3 separate regions of the Homo sapiens genome follow, and all the other regions are linked to region 3. Evidence: read pairs that join two places in POLR2A ChIA-PET (ENCODE). Cell type or tissue: MCF 10A. All regions are shown on one strand. Each heading gives the region's core, and the rest is flanking DNA. Links, peaks and the distances in the headings are about the cores only. Region 1 overlaps PLEKHA6 (pleckstrin homology domain containing A6). Region 2 overlaps PIK3C2B (phosphatidylinositol-4-phosphate 3-kinase catalytic subunit type 2 beta). Region 3 overlaps MDM4 (MDM4 regulator of p53).

Region 1 (5,868 bases), core at 361-5,360, 230 kb before region 3:
GGTTCACAAAGCACTGTCATCATTATCTCATTTGGTTCTTTTATGGTCTTATGAGGTGGGCAGAAAAGTGTTAGTACCACCCTCATTTTACAAAACAAAATCCCTGAAGCTGGAAGTGTTGGCTGAGATAACCCACCTCATATACCTGAGGCAAGGCTAACCTCGGGGTCTGTTAACCTCAGTCCGAAGCTCTTTCCTCAGGGCCACAAGGAGCTGCCCCGACCTGGCTGATGCCCACCTATGTCCCTCACCCGGGCACTATGTCCCTCACCCTGGCTGATACCCACCTGTGTCCCTCACCCTGGCTGACGCCCACCTATGTCCCTCACCCTGGCTGATGCCCACCTGTGTCCCTCGCCCTGGCTGATGCCCCCCATTTCCCTCACCCTGGCTGACGCCTACCTGTGTCTCTTGCCCTGGCTTGGTCTTTGTGGTGCTCACCCAGCACTGGGTGGATGCTCCTGGAGCATGCCAGTGGCAGCACCTGAGAGGCTCCTGGGATGGATGGAAACAGGGTCAGGACAGGTCAACTAAGGGGAGCACTGCAAGACAGGGAAGACTGATAGAAATGAGGGATGCAAAGTCTAATTAGATCACACATTTGATGTGAAGAGGGGGAATAAAAAACAACCAAATGCCACTCCCAAGGCGGAAGTCTGGAGGTTGTGGAAGCAGCTGGAAGCTGTTAGTGTTAGAGAGCTCCCGGCCAGACACACGGCTGCGTTCCAGGCCTCTGTACCCCTCCCCTCCCGCCTCTTCTCTGTACCCTAACCTTCCTCCTCCTGGCATGGAGCCCCACCTCTCTCCCCCAACTTGTTCTGAGGGTGGGATGACTGGGAGAGGGAGCAAGCCCACACTGTGGGAGTGGGGGAGGGAGCACAAAGTTTAAGGGGCATCCAAAAACTCAGTAATCAGACTTTTTTTTTTTCTTTGAGATGGAGTCTTGCTCTGTCACCCAGGCTGCAGTGCAGTGGCGCGATCTTGGCTCATTGCAACCTCTGCCTCCCAAGTTCAAGCGATTATCCTGCCTCAGCCTCCCAAGTAGCTGGGACTACAGGCATGTGCCACCACACCCAGTTAATTTTTGTATTTTCAGTAGAGATACGGTTTCACCATGCTGGCCAGGCTGATCTCGAACTCCTGGCCTCAGGTGATCCGCCCGCCTTGGCCTCCCAAAGTGCTGGGATTACAAGCATGAGCCACTGCACCCGGCCAATCAAGACTTATTTTAACGCGATATTTTTGAAATAAAAATTAACATTAAAAACCCATGATGAATGAAATACCAACATTTCAAATAAAGACAGGACCAGTATCACTGGAATTTCCCTTTTGCCTCAGCCTCCAATTTGGCTTAAAGTGGCACTGTTTTAGATCCTGTCTTTATTTCGAATGTTACTATTTTGTTCTTCATGAAATGTTTGCATTGATTTTGATTTTAAAATTATTGCATTGAAATGTTATTTATCTTGACTACCGAGTTTTTTGGCACCCATTTGGCAAAATGTAAGACATTTTGTACCTAAGGGGAGTGTATTAATCGCCTTACTCTAGTCAGCCCTGCTCAGGGATGAGGAAAGACGGGACAAGGCTCAGGAAGTCCCAGAGAGGATCCTGTGCTCTTTAAGAAAACTTCAATGCATGAACATGGAGAAAGGCTGAGGGACTTTCCAGACTGAGAGGAAAGAGACATGATCCTGAATTGGATTCTAATGACATTATTAGGACAACTGGTGAAATTTCAATATGGACTGTATATTAGATAATAGAATTGTATCGATGTTATTAAGTTTCCTGAGTCTGTTAATTGTACTGTGGTTATGCAAGAGAATGTCCTTGTTTTTAAAAGGAAAAAGAGAAGATGAAGAAAGAGTGGCCAGAGCGTGACAGCTGCTTGACAGCTGCATTAAGCCAAACACCCTTCTCTCTCTCCAGCCTGTCTCTCCTCCAATTCCAGGCCATCCCAGGAGGATACGGAGGAAGTGGTGATGGCAGAAAATCTTGTCCAGAAGATAGGGTACTGGAGGGCTGGTTGGACATTTCTTCTTGAAATAAGAATTAACCTTGAATTCCCAAATTACCCTTCACCCTCCCAGGAAAACTTGACAACTAGCACAGAAAGAAAAAGGAAATTAACACCTATCCAAGTCATGATGCTAGCGAATTCTCTGCTTAACCCCCAGAGATAGGTATTGCTGTCCTGCTGTTGCGGAGGAAGAACCTGAGAGGTCAGGTTATTAGCCCAAGGCTACACAGTTAGGAAGTGAGAGAACTGGGATTAGAGCCCAGGACACAGCCCAAAGCCAGCTTTCTTCCCACTTTATGTTAGTTGTGCAACTTGAAATTCCCTTCTCATGCATCATCCTACCAGCTAATCCTTTCGTTTATTTTTATTGAGTTGAATCCGCATTAGCCTTGAGATTTTTGGCTCTGGAGTCAGACTGCCCCAGTTCCAATCCCGGCTCCACCAGTTACTACCTAAGGGACTCTGGGTGAGAAACTTAACCTCTCTGTGCTTTCATTCCCCCATCTGTGAAAACGGGATAATATACGGACCTTCTTCATGGGTTCGTCACAGGAGTAAATAAGATTATACCCACAAAAAATTTATGAAAGGTTCTGGCACTTAGTAAATGTTCAATAAATGCTAATAATCATTATTATCTGTCTGCATCTGCCTTGGGCTATTTATCCTTAGGAGACAGTGGCTCAATTTTGATTATAAAACCCCTCACCACTTTGACACCTACAGATGGATGCTTAATAATTTGTTCCTAAAGAAGTTATCCATCAAGATAGTACCCTCTCCCCTGTACTTAGGAGCCAGAACAATTAACACCTGAGAATCTCAAATGTGAGGGAGGTCTGTTCCTAGTGTAATTTGAACTGGGAGGTGGGCTTTTGTGTGTGTGTCATGGTTGAAAGCAGTCCATTCTAAGGGTCAACATTACTGGACAGAAATAATTGACTAAGAAGACCCAGTTCTAGGCCAGGCGCATTGGCTCATGCCCATAATCCCAGCACTTTGGGAGGCCAAGGTGGGTGGATTTCCTGAGGTCTGGAGTTCAAGTACAGCCTGGCCAACATAATGAAACCCTGTTTCTACTAAAAATACAAAAAGTAACCAGGTGTGGTGGCACACGCCTGTAGTCCCAGCTACTCGGGAGGCTGAGGCAAGAGGATCGCTTGAATCCGGGAGGCGGAGGTTGCAGTGAGCTGAGGTCATGCTATTGCACTCTAGCCTGGGTGACAGAGGGAGATGCCATCTCAAAAAAAAAAAAACAAACAACAAAAAAAAAATTCTAGTGCTTATGCTGCTATCCAGCTGCATAAGGTGTGTAGCAAGTCCTTGTTCTCTTGGGGCCCACTAGACCTGAGAAAGGGAATCTCATTGCCCCTAGAGCAAATTATAGGACAAAAGAGCTGCTCATCCTGAGCACCTTCGGTTCTTCAGGGAAGCGCTCCTTCCAAAGGCTGCCTGCTCATCTGAAACCCTCACCCCATTTTAGAGGCTTAGATTCAGCTGGGGAGGACCCACAGCCCGAGAAGGAAAACAAACCAACAGATTATGCTTCTAGGTGGCCACAGCAGGCCAAGCCAAGGGCAGGGTGGCCAAAGGTCAAGCAGCAGTCAGACTGAGCCAACACGAGCCTCCTGTGACAAAGCCAGAGCCAGAGCAGGGCAATTTTCTAACTATAAACGGAAACTCAAGAAGCTCCAAACCGCACAAACACACGTGGGAAGATGAGGGTAAGGCACAGAAGCTACGGGGTGCACGCACACAGAGGAAGGGGCTTCATGACGTGCAGGCAGGGGACCAAGGAAGGGCATATGTGTCAGTGTCGTGGATGCAGCAACAGATCTGGGTTTCTGGGGTCCTGGAGCTTATACAATTTGTGGTGGGAGGGGCGTGGTCCTCATTAAGGAAAAGACTATAGGTACAAATTTGTGTGTTAGATATGGCCTTGGAAGGGGCCAGTGCAAGTGCATCCTCCTCCCCATGTGGATTTCTGAACACTGGTGCACACTCACATGCGTGTGTTTCGTGGCCTCCTGGTTCCCGTCTCAGCACTATTTCTCTTTCCTCTCACACAGTGCTTTGCCTGATTTTTTTTTTTAATGGTAGAGAGCATGAATTAAAGCCCCCACATCTTGGAATTCAATTCCTCTCCAACACATGTGATGGGCATTTAGATTTTGCATGCCTTCCCCTACCCTCCTCCAATGCCCTGCACCATCATCACTATCTACCAGAGCAGAGTCCCTCCCCACTCCCCTACTCGCTTTGCTGTGGGTAGCCCCACCTTCCCCAAAGGGCATTGCAGCGGCCCTCTAAGCTGCCAGAAGGGTGAAACCACAGCTCCCCCCAGCTGCCTGGCCCCTTGCATTCCAGCCCTGCACCCAGAGTTTGACCTTCTCTGTGGCTGGCTGCAGACGTGCTCTGTGTTACAGAAATAGTCCAGCTCCTGAGCCCCTCCAGGCCTCCCTCTGCTTCACTCAGAGACACCCCCACCTCACTGGCTCCAAAAGAGTCAGGCAGGATCAGAGAGAAGTGCTCCGTTCTCCAGCCTCCTCCCACACACTACTCAGAGCAGAGAGTGGGGCCTGCCTGTTCCCCTCCTTCTCCTTCCAGCCTCAGTACTCTGTGTCTGCAGAGAGCGTGGACGGAAATGAGAGGTTTGAGGCATCGCAGAGTGAAGGGGAGCAGAAAGAAAAAGCCTGCAGTACCATGGAAAGCTTATGCAATTTGACCTGAAGAAAGGAGTTCAGATTTAGGAACATGGCTATTACCACCATAACCAGAGAGCCACCGTACCCATCCCTGCAGATTTCTTTTTTTAAACTACCAGCTCCATGGAGAGAGAAAGGAAAAGAATTTAGTGACAACAGTAGAGATAAAATCCGAATCAGATGGAGAAAGTCACTAACTAACATATCCTTCTTCCTAGAAAGAAAAATCTCCTGGCTCTAACATTTGTCTTTGATGTGACATTTAACTCCTAAACACTACCTTCTGGTAGGAAAATACATGGATACATGGAGTGTCTAAATGTAAATTTCTCTTGTTGGAAAGTCTCAAGACAAAGACTAATCCTCGTCCCCCTTTAAGTTTTCTCTTTCCAACAAGAAATTCTACTGGGTGTAAGGCACTGGGCCTTAGCACATGGCTACAAAGGACAAGGTCGCTGTCCTGGGGGAGTTGATATCAGGCAGTCTTTTCTCCTGTTCACCTGGGGTAGAACTGTTTGGTTCCCCAGTTGGTCAGAGAGAAAAGGAAGGATGGCTGGGAAGTCACAATGCCTGGATTAGAATCCTGACTCTACTCCATACTAGCAATGGGACTTTGGACAAGTTATTCAATCTCTCTATGCCTCAGTTTCCTCATCGGCAACAGGGGGGGTGGGTAACAGTTTCTACTTCATAGGATTTATTGTGAGGATTAAGTGACTTAATTCACATAAAATGCCTAAAACGATGCCTGTTACACGTTCGTGGTTATCATTGTCTCAACCCCCCAGCTTGTGGAACCACCAGAAACATCGGAACTGAAATTCAGTCCCCTCTACATTGCTAACTATGAGCTGTTTCTTATCAGAGATCCAAAAGGATTTAGGGTTCTTTGCAGGTTTTGGTTGCCCAACCTCCACAAGGTCCATCAATGTGAGTGATAGAGGGAAGACGGCATCTTGATCTAGGACCCCTTTGCTGTCCTCCCCCTACTCCTCATATCTCTCCCCATTGACTTGCCTGAACCTCCACACCTTTCTCATGGTTCACAATTGGCTCTGGTCCCATGGAGCCAGTAGTTGGAAAAGAAGAATCTAGAGGAGTGCTCTTGGGCATTTCCACAAGTAGTCAGACATGTGT
Region 2 (5,868 bases), core at 646-5,645, 100 kb before region 3:
ATTAAATGCCATCTGAATGCTGATGACTTCCATATCTAAACTTCCAGACTGACTTCCCTTGGGCTTCAGATTCCATTCTATTATTTCTCCACTTAGATTTCTATCACACGTCTCAAACTTATCACAATCAGTAGTCTTGATTCAGCTCTACTGAACCTACCTCCCCACTCCCAGTAATTCCTCCAGAGGACTCTTTGCCTACATTCTGAGGCTCCACACTGAGGAGTCAACCTCAACTCCCCTTTCCCTCGATTCCATATGCAGTCCATCAGCAAGTCCTGTCAGCTCTACCTTCAAAATATATCCAGAATTTGACCACTTTTACCATCCCCAAGCCACCATCATTTCCCTCCTAGACTACAATAGCCTCCTCTTCTGCTTCCATTCTTGCTTCGAACAGCAGCCAGAAGAATGATCCCTTAAAACATAAATTAGACATTACCGTTTTTCAGGTTTTTTTTTTTTTTTTTTTTAGATAAGAGTCTCTCTCTGTTGCCCAGGCTAGAGTGCAGTGGTGCCGTCTTAACTTACTGCAACCTCCACTTCCTGGGTTCAAGTGATCCTCCTGCCTGAGCTTCCTGAGTAGCTGGGATTACAGGCGTTCACCACCACACCTGGCTAATTTTTGTATTTTTAGTAGAGTTGGGGTTTCACTATGTTGGCCAGGCTGGTCTCGAACTCCTGACCTCAGATGATCCACCCGCCTTGGCCTCCCAAAGTGCTGAGATTAGAGCCATGGGCCACCGTGCCCGGCCCCTGCAGTTCCCTTTCTGAAAACCCCATCACCCTAAGAATAAAGCCTGAAGCTCTGATTGATTTTAACACTCAGATCAGATATCCTCTCTGAAGCCCACTCTGCCTGCCCCACCCCTTCTTATGCCACCTTGTCCGTATCACACTGCACTGTATTTATTTCCATGCCTGCCTCCCTTGAAAGACTGAGTTCCTTGAAGACAGGATCCACACCTTTGTTATCTGAGTAGCCACAGTACCGGACACCTCGCCTCACCCAGAGTAAGCCATTAGTGTTGTTTGTTGACACTTTAGACAAGTCCCAGCCACCAGAAAATTCTCTCCCAATTTAAAATGCTGCCTCATTTTTTCACCTTTCAAATCCAGTCTAATCTTTGCTCCCCAAATCTCGGCAAGCTGGGCTGCTTCATTTTTGTCACCTCTCTTTGAACTCAGAAATCTGGGCCCCCTGGGCTGCCTTTGTTTCTTTTCTCCTTGGGCAACCTCTCTCTCTCATTCCCCACCTCTCTCATTCCCATTCCCTCAGGAGGGTTCAGATTTCTACCTCATTTGGCCACGAAATTTCCTTCACTAAGACTCTTGGCAGATTCAAGTACTAACCTTTAAAAAGTCCATAGGGACTTGCCCAGAACTGCAGTGACACCTCAAGACCACTTAGAAATAAAGCAGTAACACTTCCTACTGTTTACTACTGAAAAATCCCTGGAAGCCCCCACAGAATTCCCCAGTATGAAACATGACTCCCCACTGGAGAGTTCTGAAGACTTCTGGGTACAATGCTTGAACAAGGGTCACTTCACTTCCATCCTGCACTTGGGGGATTCCCTTCTGGGCTATGGTTATGCTGTAGTGGCTTGATAGTTTTGAGGCATCTCAAGTTTCAGTTTTTTCTCCTATAAAATGGAGTTGGTCAAATATTTCTAGGTAGTAAACTTCTTTTTTTTTTTTTTTTAAGACAGTTTCGCTCTTTTTGCCCAGGATGGAGTGCAATGGCGCAATCTCAGCTCACTGCAACCTCCGCCTCCCGGGTTCAAGCGATTCTCCTGCCTCAGCCTCCCAAGTAGGTGGGATTACAGGTGCCCGCCACCACACCCAGCTAATTTTTTGTATTTTTAGTAGAGATGGGGTTTCACTGTGTTAGCCAGGATGGTCTCGATCTCCTGACTTCGTGATCTGCCTGCCTCGGCCTCCCAAAGTGCTGGGATTACAGGCGTGAGCCACCGTGCCTGGCCCTGGTAGTGAACTTCTTAAATGCAGAGAACTGTCTTAATTTACCTTGGTAAGCCCCAATCCAGTACCTAGAGTACAGGGCCCAGGATGCATTCAATACAATGTATTTTTTTATGAATGGAGGCATGCCACTAGGTAGCACTGGTAAGAACTGTAAATGTTTGTTGCAGAATTCATGAATGAGCCATACTTACTGTCCAGGGCAGTGGTAATGGAAGATGATATATATCATGTATAAAAAGCACCCGAAATACCAATTAGACCAACTTAAGGGATTGTATTAAACATTGCCTAGGAGGGGTTGCACAAGGTTTGGAGTGCAACAAACCTGGGTTCAAACTCCAAGACTTATTGGCTGTGTGCCCTTAGGCAAGTTACTTCATCCCTCTGAGCTTCAGTTTCTTCATCTGTAAAATGGGTAATGGTACACACCTGATCAAGTTGTTGTGAGGATAGATTTAGCTGACAAATGTAAAAATGGTCAGTGCAGTGCACTAGTGCATATAAAAGTTACCATGTGGTGGTATAAAAAACCACTATTATTATTTTCATCTCATACATCAGATGTTTCAATGTAAACATGTGAACATCAACCAATTTTTTTTTTTTTTTTTTTTTTTTTTTGAGACGGAGTTTCACTCTTGTTGCCCAGGTTGGAGTGCAATGGCACGATCTCGACTCACTGCAACCTCCACCTCCCTGGTTCAAGTGATTCTCCTGCCTCAGCCTCCTGAGTAGCTGAGGTTACAGGCGCATGCCACCATGCCTGGCTAATTTTTGTATTTTTAGTAGAGACGGGGTTTCACTATGTTGGTCAGGTTAGTCTCGAACTCCTGACCTCGGGTGATTCACCCACCTTGGCCTCCCAAAGTGCTGAGATTACAGGGATGAGCCACTCTGCCCAGCCAAACATCAACCAATCTTTAAAATGATAGTTTCAGCTGGGTGCAGTGGCTCACACCTGTAATCCCAACACTTTGGGAGGACAAGGTGAGAGGGTTGCTTGGACTCAGGAATTCAAGACCAGCCTGCGCAATGTAGCAAGACCTTGGCTCTACTAAAAATTACTTTTAAAAATTATGGGAGGCTGAGGCGGGTAGATCACTTGAGCCCAGGAGTTCAAGACCAGCCTGGGAAACATAGCAAAACCCTGTCTCTACAAAGAATAAAAAAAAATTAGCCAGACATGGTGGTGTGCACCTGTGGTCCCAGCTACTGGGAAGGCTGAGGTGGGAGGATGGATGGAGTCCGGGAGGTGGAGGTTGCAGTGAGCCTAGATCTCACCACTGCACTCCAAGCCTGGGCGACTGAGAGAGACCCTGTGTCAAAAAAATAAATAAAATTATAGTTTCATTTTTTTCTCAAATGTCATTTATTAGAAAATACAATTCCCGAGAAAGGAGATACAAGGGATTCTGGGAAGTGGGAAGTAAACAGTACACAGATCTCTTTAAATCAGGAGCATATAGGTCATAATAAAATGAGCTACAGGCACAAAGCCAGTAACACATTTATGGTCCGTTCATCTGGAAAAGTTTCACCGCCCACTCCCCACTCCTCTTCCCCCTCCTGGAAGCAGCCAGCTTTATCCTTGGCATTTTAATTTTAGAGAAAATTTAAACTTCCATGCTGCCCTGTGGCTTCGGTCAATGGAGCTTCTTTCTCCAGTTATGGAATGAGTCAGCAAAACGGGGAGTTTCTGATCCTTGGAATTAGGGAGGGACAGTTTACAGAATGTCCTCATTTCACTCTTTTCCCAATCATGGGAAATATCCAGCCAATTCTGGTTTTAAAGATTCATATCAAATTCAAAGTCCCTCCCTCCTTTTGGCGAGGAAGACAACCCTTTGGAGCGAAACACAAAAGAGCAAATGTAAAATCCATCTGGGGCGGGGCATGGTGGCTCACGCCTGTAATCCCAGCACTTTGGGAGGCCAAGGCAGGCAGATCACGAGGTCAAGAGATCGAGACCATCCTGGCCAACATGGTGAAACCCCGTCTCTACTAAAAATACAAAAATTAGCTTGGCGTGGTGGCACATGCCTGTAATCCCAGCTACTCGGGAGGCTGAGGTAGGAGAATCGCTTGAACCCGGGAGGCAGATTTTGCAGTGAGTCGAGATCATGCCACTACACTCCAGCCTGGCGACAGGGCGAGACTCCGTCTCCAAAAAAAAAAAAAAAAATCCATCTGGTAGGGAATAAAGAATATGAAGAGATAAGGGAGTCAGTCTCAGTCTCTCCCTTCGGGCTCCTGAGCTTAGCTCCAGGGGAATAATCACCACTCCAATCCAGCCTCCTACTGACCAAAGAAAAATCATGGGGCAAAAAACAACAGTTTTGATGGAATCCCCCACCCCATGCCCCTTTCCTTCAGATAGGGCATCCCTTTGGCTCCAGACTAAATAGGTTTATGGCCCCACAGAATGAGGAAAAGTCTTATAAAAAGGGTGACAGAAATGGAGTTTGGGAGGGAAGCAGCACAGCAGAAAGAAGTGGGGAGTGATGGATGGGGAATGCTTTCCAGAGGCTACCTAGCAAGCAGTCAGTAGCATCTGCAGCCTAGGGACCTCTTCCCAGGGCCAAGATGCTCTTGGGTGAAACTACATCTAAGGACTGAGTCAGTATTTTGTCCCACCAGAGACAAATGAAGGGAGAGACCTATGGGGAAGCACCCCCAGCATATTCATAGAGACCAGCTGACCCCCAGAAGGGCCAGGAGAATGGAGGGGCAAGGGGTAGAAAATGGTATTCAGGGCAAGTCCTAATAAAGTAGGGAAGACAAGAGGAAAAGTCCCCCCAAAAGAGCATGGGTCCCTGAATACGGGTCCTTGGCAGAACCCCAATACGGAAGGCCCTTCCTTACACATGTAGGTATCACAGCGCTCTCCTTTGGAGGCAAAATCAGAAAGGCCCAGTGGCACAAGCCTCAGTCCAGCACAGGCAGCCCTCCCCAACCCTCCCCAACCTGTCCTTAGAGAGGGCTCTGGCCGAGGACCCACTGGGCCCCTCCCCAGATAGTTCCTATAGCTAGAAAACGAAACAACAACAACAATAACAAAAAAAAAAAACCTAGGGAAAAGTCCAATAAGAACCTTAATCATACAAAAAGTCCAAATAGTCTTCCTCTCTTGCCTTCTGGGGCATAGGTACGTCCCTTCTCGCAAGGCTTCCTGTCCCAGTTAGGACAACATCACTATTTCATTTTTTAAAAATAAAAATTAAGATATCCACCCACCCACCCCCAAAATGCTACTTCATACAGCCCACCCCACACACTCCCCAAACCAAGCATTGCTCCCTTGACACAAGGTAAACTTAAAACTTTGCTGCAACCTCACAGCCTCCAAGGGGCTGCTCATCACAACCAACCCAAGTTCAGTCTCCAGAGGAAGAGACAGCAGAGCATGTCTTACTCTCCCTGCCTCCTACCACAGAGGCCAGAATCACCTGGACCGAGCTGGAGGCCTGCCCAGGGCCCTGGCCCTTCACAAGGAGGAGTCTCACAGGGGAGAGTCCTCTCCCCCAGCTCCTGCCACCAGCCTGGGATGCTGGGTGGTGGCTCTGCTGGGCTCACAAGGTGCCATGACTTCGAGATCCCAGGGCGAACCAGCCGGTCTTCTCCTGAGCCAGGTCCAGCTCTCGCAGGCGGATGTTCACCTCACCGAGGAGGACGTTCTCCCAGAATCCCTGCTCACTCAGCACGCTCAGCTGGAGCTCCCGCTGCTGCAGGTCACCCTTGGGGATCCCATCATATACCAACTGCAAACATAGAGATGGGTGAGGGAAGTGGTGAGAGAAGGAACAAGAAGAATCCAGAGGGAACCCGAGAGGGAGATGGTAAAGTCTGTTGGGGGCTGATCCAGCTGAGGCTAGCACTCACCCT
Region 3 (5,821 bases), core at 822-5,821:
GTAGCCTTTTTGTGTAGTCTCCAGTAGAGTAGCCAGATTTCAAGCACCTCCAAAAGTACAAAACATGAGCCTGCCAGGCCTGGAATTGTCACATTATCACCTGCTGCATTCTATTTATTAAGTCATAGGGCCAGTTAGGGAGCGTGGTTCATTGGGAGCCATTTTTGGAAACGGTCTGCACATTATAATTAATGTTTCTATCTACCATGTTGCTCTACCATGTATGTAGTTGTCAGATTTAGACACTGGAAATGTATAAATAGACAGTTACAAATTCCTGTCCACTTGTAGCTTATATTTTACATAATAAATAATTAAAATATGTAGTGTTTTGGTTGGTAAAAAGGTTGGTAGGGAAAAATAAAGCAGGGAAGGAGATAGGGAATACAAGCGGTTGGGAGTTTTAGTTTTAAAAATGGGTGTTCATATGAGGCCTTGTTGACAAACTGTCATTTGAGCATAGACAAAAAGAAGGATAAGAATTAGAGGGCAGGCTAGGAGTGGTGGCCCATGCCTGTAATCCCAGGGATTACAGCACTTTGGGAGGCTGAAGCAGGAGGATCACTTGAGCCCAGGAGTTTGAGACCAGCCTGGGCAACATAGCAAGACCCCGTCTCTACAAAAAATAAATTAGCTGGGCATGGTGGCATGCACCTGTAGTCCCAACTACTTGGGAGGCTGAGGTGGGAGGACTGCTTGAGCCCAGGAGGTTGAAAGGCTGCAGTGAGCTGTGATTGTGCCACTGCACTCCAGCCTGAGTGACAGAGTGAGACTCCATCACACACACACAAAAAAAGCAAATGAGGAAGTAGGTGATGAGATCAATAGCCACCCATTAAAAGCCAGGTTTTAAATTTTTTTTTTTTTTTTGAAACAATCTTGCTCTGTCACCAGGCTGTAGTGCAGTGGCACGATCTCGGCTCACTGCAACCTCCGCTTCCCAAGTTCAGGCGATTCTCCTGTCTCAGCCTCCCGAGTAGTTGGGACTACAGGCGTGTGCCACCACACCTGGCTAATTTTTGTATTTTTAGTAGAGACGGTTTCACCATTTTGGCCAGGATAGTCTTGATCTCTTGACCTCATGATCTGCCTGCCTCATCTGGGGAGTACAATCCCAAAGTGCTGAGATTATAGGCGTGAGCCACCATGCCTGGCCCACTTCTGAATTTTAAATTGTGCTTGTTTCCTATTTGACTTATTTTATAGCAAAGTAAGGTAATGGGAGAGGGAGGAATTTATACTTGATTACAGCTATAAGCCTTTTCAGAAGCATGAGGGATCTTGTTATCTTCAGCCAGTGTATTTACTGATTGTCTTTTTTTTTTTTTTTTGAGATGGAGTTTCACTCTTGTAACCCAGGTTGGAGTGCAATGGTGCGATCTCAGCTCACTGCAACCTCCGCCTCCCAGGTTCAAGTGATTCTCCTGCCTCAGCCTCCTGAGTAGCTGGGATTACATGCATGTGCCACCACGCTCGCCTAATTTTTGGAGCTTTAGTAGAGACGGGGTTTCACCATGTTGGCCAGGCTGGTGTTGAACTCCTGACCTCAGGTGATCCACCTTCCTCAGCCTCCCAAAGTGCTGGGATTACAGGCATGGGCCAGCGTGCCCGGCTGATAGTCTTAAAAAAATTTTTTTTTGTCCAGACGTGGTGGCTCATGCCTGTAATCCCAGCACTTTGGGAGGCTGAGGCAGGCGGATCACGAGGTCAGGAGATCAAGACCATCCTGGCTAACATGGTGAAACCCCGTCTCTACTAAATACACAAAATTAGCTGGGCGTGGTGGTGGGCGCCTGTAGTCCCAGCTACTCGGGAGGCTGAGGCAGGAGAATGGTGTGAACCCAGGAGGCGGAGCTTGCAGTGAGCCGAGATCATGCCACTGCACTCCAGCCTGGGCGACAGAGCGAGACTCCACCTAAAAAAAATTTTTTTTTTTTTTTTTTTTTTTTTTTTGCGACAGGGTATCGCTTTGTCACCCAGGCTGGAGTGCAGTGGCACAGTCTTGGCTCACTGCAACCTCCACCTTGCCAGTTCAGGTGATTCTCATGCCTCAGCTTCCTTAGTAGTTGGGACTGCAGGCTCGTGCCATGCCCAGCTAGTTGTTGTATTTTTAGTAGAGACAGGGTTTTGCCCTGTTGCCTAGTCTGGCCTCTGTTAGAAATAAATTTTCGAAGCTGCAAATGAATATCACTCAAACATAAATTTAATTTTCTCAGCAAGGCAATTTTACTTCTATGGAAGGGTGCATCTCACGGATGGAGCAATGGTGAGAGCACACCTGAACAAGGGAGGGGAAGGGGTTCTTATCCCTGACGCAGGTAGCCCCTACTTCTGTGTTGTTCCCGTATTGGCTAGGGTTGGACCGCACAGTCTAAGCTAATACTGATGGGCTATTTTAAAGAGAGCAGGGGTATGAGCTGGAGTGGCTGGGCGAGTAGTATGGCGGGAAGAACAGTTACAGAACAGGTGACTCAGGATGACTCAGGTCAAGGGAGGTGACCAGGAGTGACTCAGGATGGAGCAGGTGATAGAAGCTAGGAGGGGGTTGTTTACTGAAACGAGGGGCAAGGAGATGAAGAGAATGAGGAAGTTAAACTTTTAAAGTTTTAAATGAAGAACAAAGAACAGGGGAGCTGAACATACAGATACATTGGTTTTTTGGAGAGCATCTCAGAACTCATTGTACTTAACAATTTACAGGCTAAAACCTTTGAAGAGGAATTTATTAAATCCTACATCTCAAACTCCTGACCTCAGGTGATCTGCCCATCTTAGTCTCCCAAACTGTTAGGATTACAGGCGTGAGCCACTGCACCTGGCCTATTCTAGTCGCCATTTACCCTTTCCCTGATGTGGCTTGTTAGTCATCAGTTTTAATAATTGTTGCCTTTTGTTAGAAAAAGGCATAAATGAAGGTTAACTTAAGTTTATTTAAAAATCTATTTTCCGGCTGGGCATGGTGGCTCACGCCTGTAATCCCAGCACTTTGGGAGGCTGAGGTGGGCGGATCACGAGGTCAGGAATTTGAGACCAGCCTGACCAACAGGGTGAAACCCCGTCTCTACTAAAAATACAATAATGAGCTGGGCGTGGTGGCGTGTGCCTGTAATCCCAGCTACTCAGGAGGCTGAGGCAGGAGAATCGCTTGAACCTGGGAAGCAGAGGTTACAGTGAGCCGAGATTGCGCCATTGCGCTTCAGCCTGGGGGACAGCGAGACTGTGTCTCAAAATAAATAAATAAATAAACAATCTATCTTCCTTCTCTGTAGCTTTTGTTTTTTTAAGGATAAAAGGTAGGTGAAAGATTTTCATTGAACTTTACTCTGTATTTCACTTCATGCTACATCTTTTCTTTGATGGTATATGTCCATCTCGGTTTAACCCATTTTGTAGGTTTGTAATTGCTGTGTTTTTTTCTGGGGTTGGTACATTTACAAGCTGTTTTAACTGGTACTTAAAATGTTGACTCTTAGTTAACTTTCTATGGTCCTTTGTCAAGACATGTTCCAACATGTTGTAGAGGTTTTCCTAGAAGTCCTGTTGGAATCTTAAAACCTGTGACTTACCTTGGTAAATCCCCAGTCTTGCATCTAGAGAGTGCTCTACCTGATAACCATTGGGGAGATAATGATTTGACTTTCAGCTAAAACAGTTTACTGATTAACATCAGTTGGAGGTTGGAGCGTGCCTGAAACTGTTACTGTTTCAGCCTTCACCTGAGAGAAGCTTGGACGATTCTTACTCTTAATTAAATCAGAACTAGAAAGTAGTCAGAAGATATGCAGAACCTCAGCAAGGGTATACAGCATTTGTGTACGGTGCTCCATTATATGTGTCATATGTGTCTTTTACTTCTGCTGGTTGCCTTTGTGTGAATGCTAAATAGGGAATTTTCTGCATTAGAATAGATGTTATAAATTTTTTTTTCTATTTAGTTTTACCAACAGACTGCAGTTTCTTCACTACCAAAATGACATCATTTTCCACCTCTGCTCAGTGTTCAACATCTGACAGTGCTTGCAGGATCTCTCCTGGACAAATCAATCAGGTAAATCATTTTCGGTATTTCTAGTTTTTTGGTTTTTTTTTTTTTTAATTTTTAAAAAGTTTAGCTGTCTCATGACTGTAATCCCAGCACTTTGAGAAGTCAAGGCAGGAAGCTTACTTGAAGCCAGGTGTTTGAGACCAGCCTTGGCAACATAGTGAGACCTGTATCTCTACAAAACATTTCTAAAAGAAAAAATTAGCTAGATGCAGTGGGGTGTGCCTTTAGTTCTAGCTACTTGGGAGCCTGAGGCGGGATATCACTTGAGCCCAGGAGTTCAAAGCTGCAGTGAATTATGATCACAACCAGTGCACCCCAGGCTGGGCAAGAGAGTGAGACCTTGTCTCTTTTTTAAAAAAAGTAGGGGAGGTGGGGGTTGTGCTGGGCGAGGTGGGTCATGCCTATAATCCCAGCACTTCGGGAGGCGGAGGTAGGCAGGTCTCTTGAGCCCAGGGGTTTGAGAACAGCCAGGGAAACATGGTGAAACCCCCTCTCTACAAAAAAATACAAAAATTACCTGGATATGGTGGCGTGCACCTGTAGTCCCAGCTACTCTGGAGGCTGAAGTGGGAGGATCAGTTGAGTCTGGGAGGTTGAGGCTGCAGTGACCTGTGATCACACCACTGCACTCCAGCCAAGGCGACAGAGCAAGACCTTGCCTCAAAAAACAAAAGCGGGGGGAGCTGTTTAAAGAGGTTCTCTTGTTCCATAGTTTCAGAAACCTACTTGAAATGTAAATAGCACATTTATTTTATGTTTATATCAGGTACGACCAAAACTGCCGCTTTTGAAGATTTTGCATGCAGCAGGTGCGCAAGGTGAAATGTTCACTGTTAAAGAGGTAAGCCATCAAATAAAATTCTCATTTTTTTTGTTTTTTTTTTTTTTGAGATGGAGTCTCCCTCTTTTGCCCAGGCTGGAGTGCAGTGGTGCGATCTCAGATCACTGCAAGCTCCGCCTCCTGGGTTCACGCCATTCTCCTGCCTCAGCCTCCCGAGTAGCTGGGATTACAGGTGCCTGCTGCCACGCCCGGCTAATTTTTTGTATTTTTAGTAGAGATGGGGTTTCACCGTGTTAGCCAGGATGGTCTCAGTCTCCTGACCTCATGATCCATCCGCCTTGGCCTCCCAAAGTGCTGGGATTACAGGCATGAGCCACCGCGCCTGGCCAAATTCTCAGTTTTAAGAACAGTTGAGAAGTAGAAGCCAGTGAATATGTAGTTTTGAAATCAGGCCTAAGAAAGGAAGTTCTACTCCTGAGGTATCAGAGGGGCAACTTATACTCTGTTTTAAAGACTGTTAGGTTGAACATCATATTTCCTTTCTTTTGAAGTGTGTTATAAGATAAACATAAGATGAACCATGAATTCATTGATCGTAGAGTTAAAATGCAGAGCAAGTAAAGATTAAAAAGACACTGGGCCTGGCACCATAGCTCACGCCTGCAATCCCAGTATTTTGGGAGGCTGAGGTGGAGGGATTGCATGAACCCAGGATTTTGAGACCAGCCTGGGCAACATGATGAAACCCTGTCTCTAAAAAAAAAAAAAAAAATACAAAAATTGGGCGGGCATGGTGGTCTGCTCGTTTAGTCCCAGCAGCTACATGGGAGGCTGAAGTGGGAGGATCGCTTGAACCCAGAAGGTGAAGGTTGCAATGAGGTGCACTCCAGCTTGGTTGATAGAATGAGAGACCCTGTCTCAGAAAAAAAAGACACTGTCTGATTTACAGGCTGTATTTTGAGGCAGGAATTAAATGCAGTAGTTTTTATTATAAA

The links. Peaks named below come from ENCODE experiments on the same cell type or tissue, not always from the same donor. Only the 100,000 strongest peaks of a DNase experiment are listed, where the experiment ranks them.
Region 1: POLR2A ChIA-PET joins it to region 3 with 5 read pairs; 3 of 35 experiments call an interaction of 5 or more read pairs at or near these places.
Region 2: POLR2A ChIA-PET joins it to region 3 with 7 read pairs; 19 of 35 experiments call an interaction of 5 or more read pairs at or near these places.

What each region holds. Positions count from the first base shown.
Region 1 is chr1:204,292,221-204,298,088 of GRCh38, forward strand. The region is part of intron 1 of PLEKHA6 (pleckstrin homology domain containing A6); the gene reads right to left. Among named protein-coding and RNA genes, the nearest start is that of PLEKHA6, 65 kb to the right of the region's middle. RefSeq lists an enhancer at 3,108-3,999. In MCF 10A, for the core only: no CTCF peak of the experiment used is centred there; DNase peaks (open chromatin) are centred at 1,941, 2,321 and 4,341.
Region 2 is chr1:204,419,297-204,425,164 of GRCh38, forward strand. It overlaps PIK3C2B (phosphatidylinositol-4-phosphate 3-kinase catalytic subunit type 2 beta), which reads right to left. Exons shown (of 33, transcript NM_001377334.1): 33 at 3,337-5,744. The coding sequence ends at 5,556. Among named protein-coding and RNA genes, the nearest start is that of PPP1R15B, 10 kb to the left of the region's middle. In MCF 10A, for the core only: no CTCF peak of the experiment used is centred there; a DNase peak (open chromatin) is centred at 3,725.
Region 3 is chr1:204,521,549-204,527,369 of GRCh38, forward strand. It overlaps MDM4 (MDM4 regulator of p53), which reads left to right. Exons shown (of 11, transcript NM_002393.5): 2 at 3,936-4,048; 3 at 4,812-4,886. The coding sequence starts at 3,971. Among named protein-coding and RNA genes, the nearest start is that of MDM4, 8.1 kb to the left of the region's middle. RefSeq lists an enhancer at 2,845-4,044. In MCF 10A, for the core only: no CTCF peak of the experiment used is centred there; a DNase peak (open chromatin) is centred at 3,533.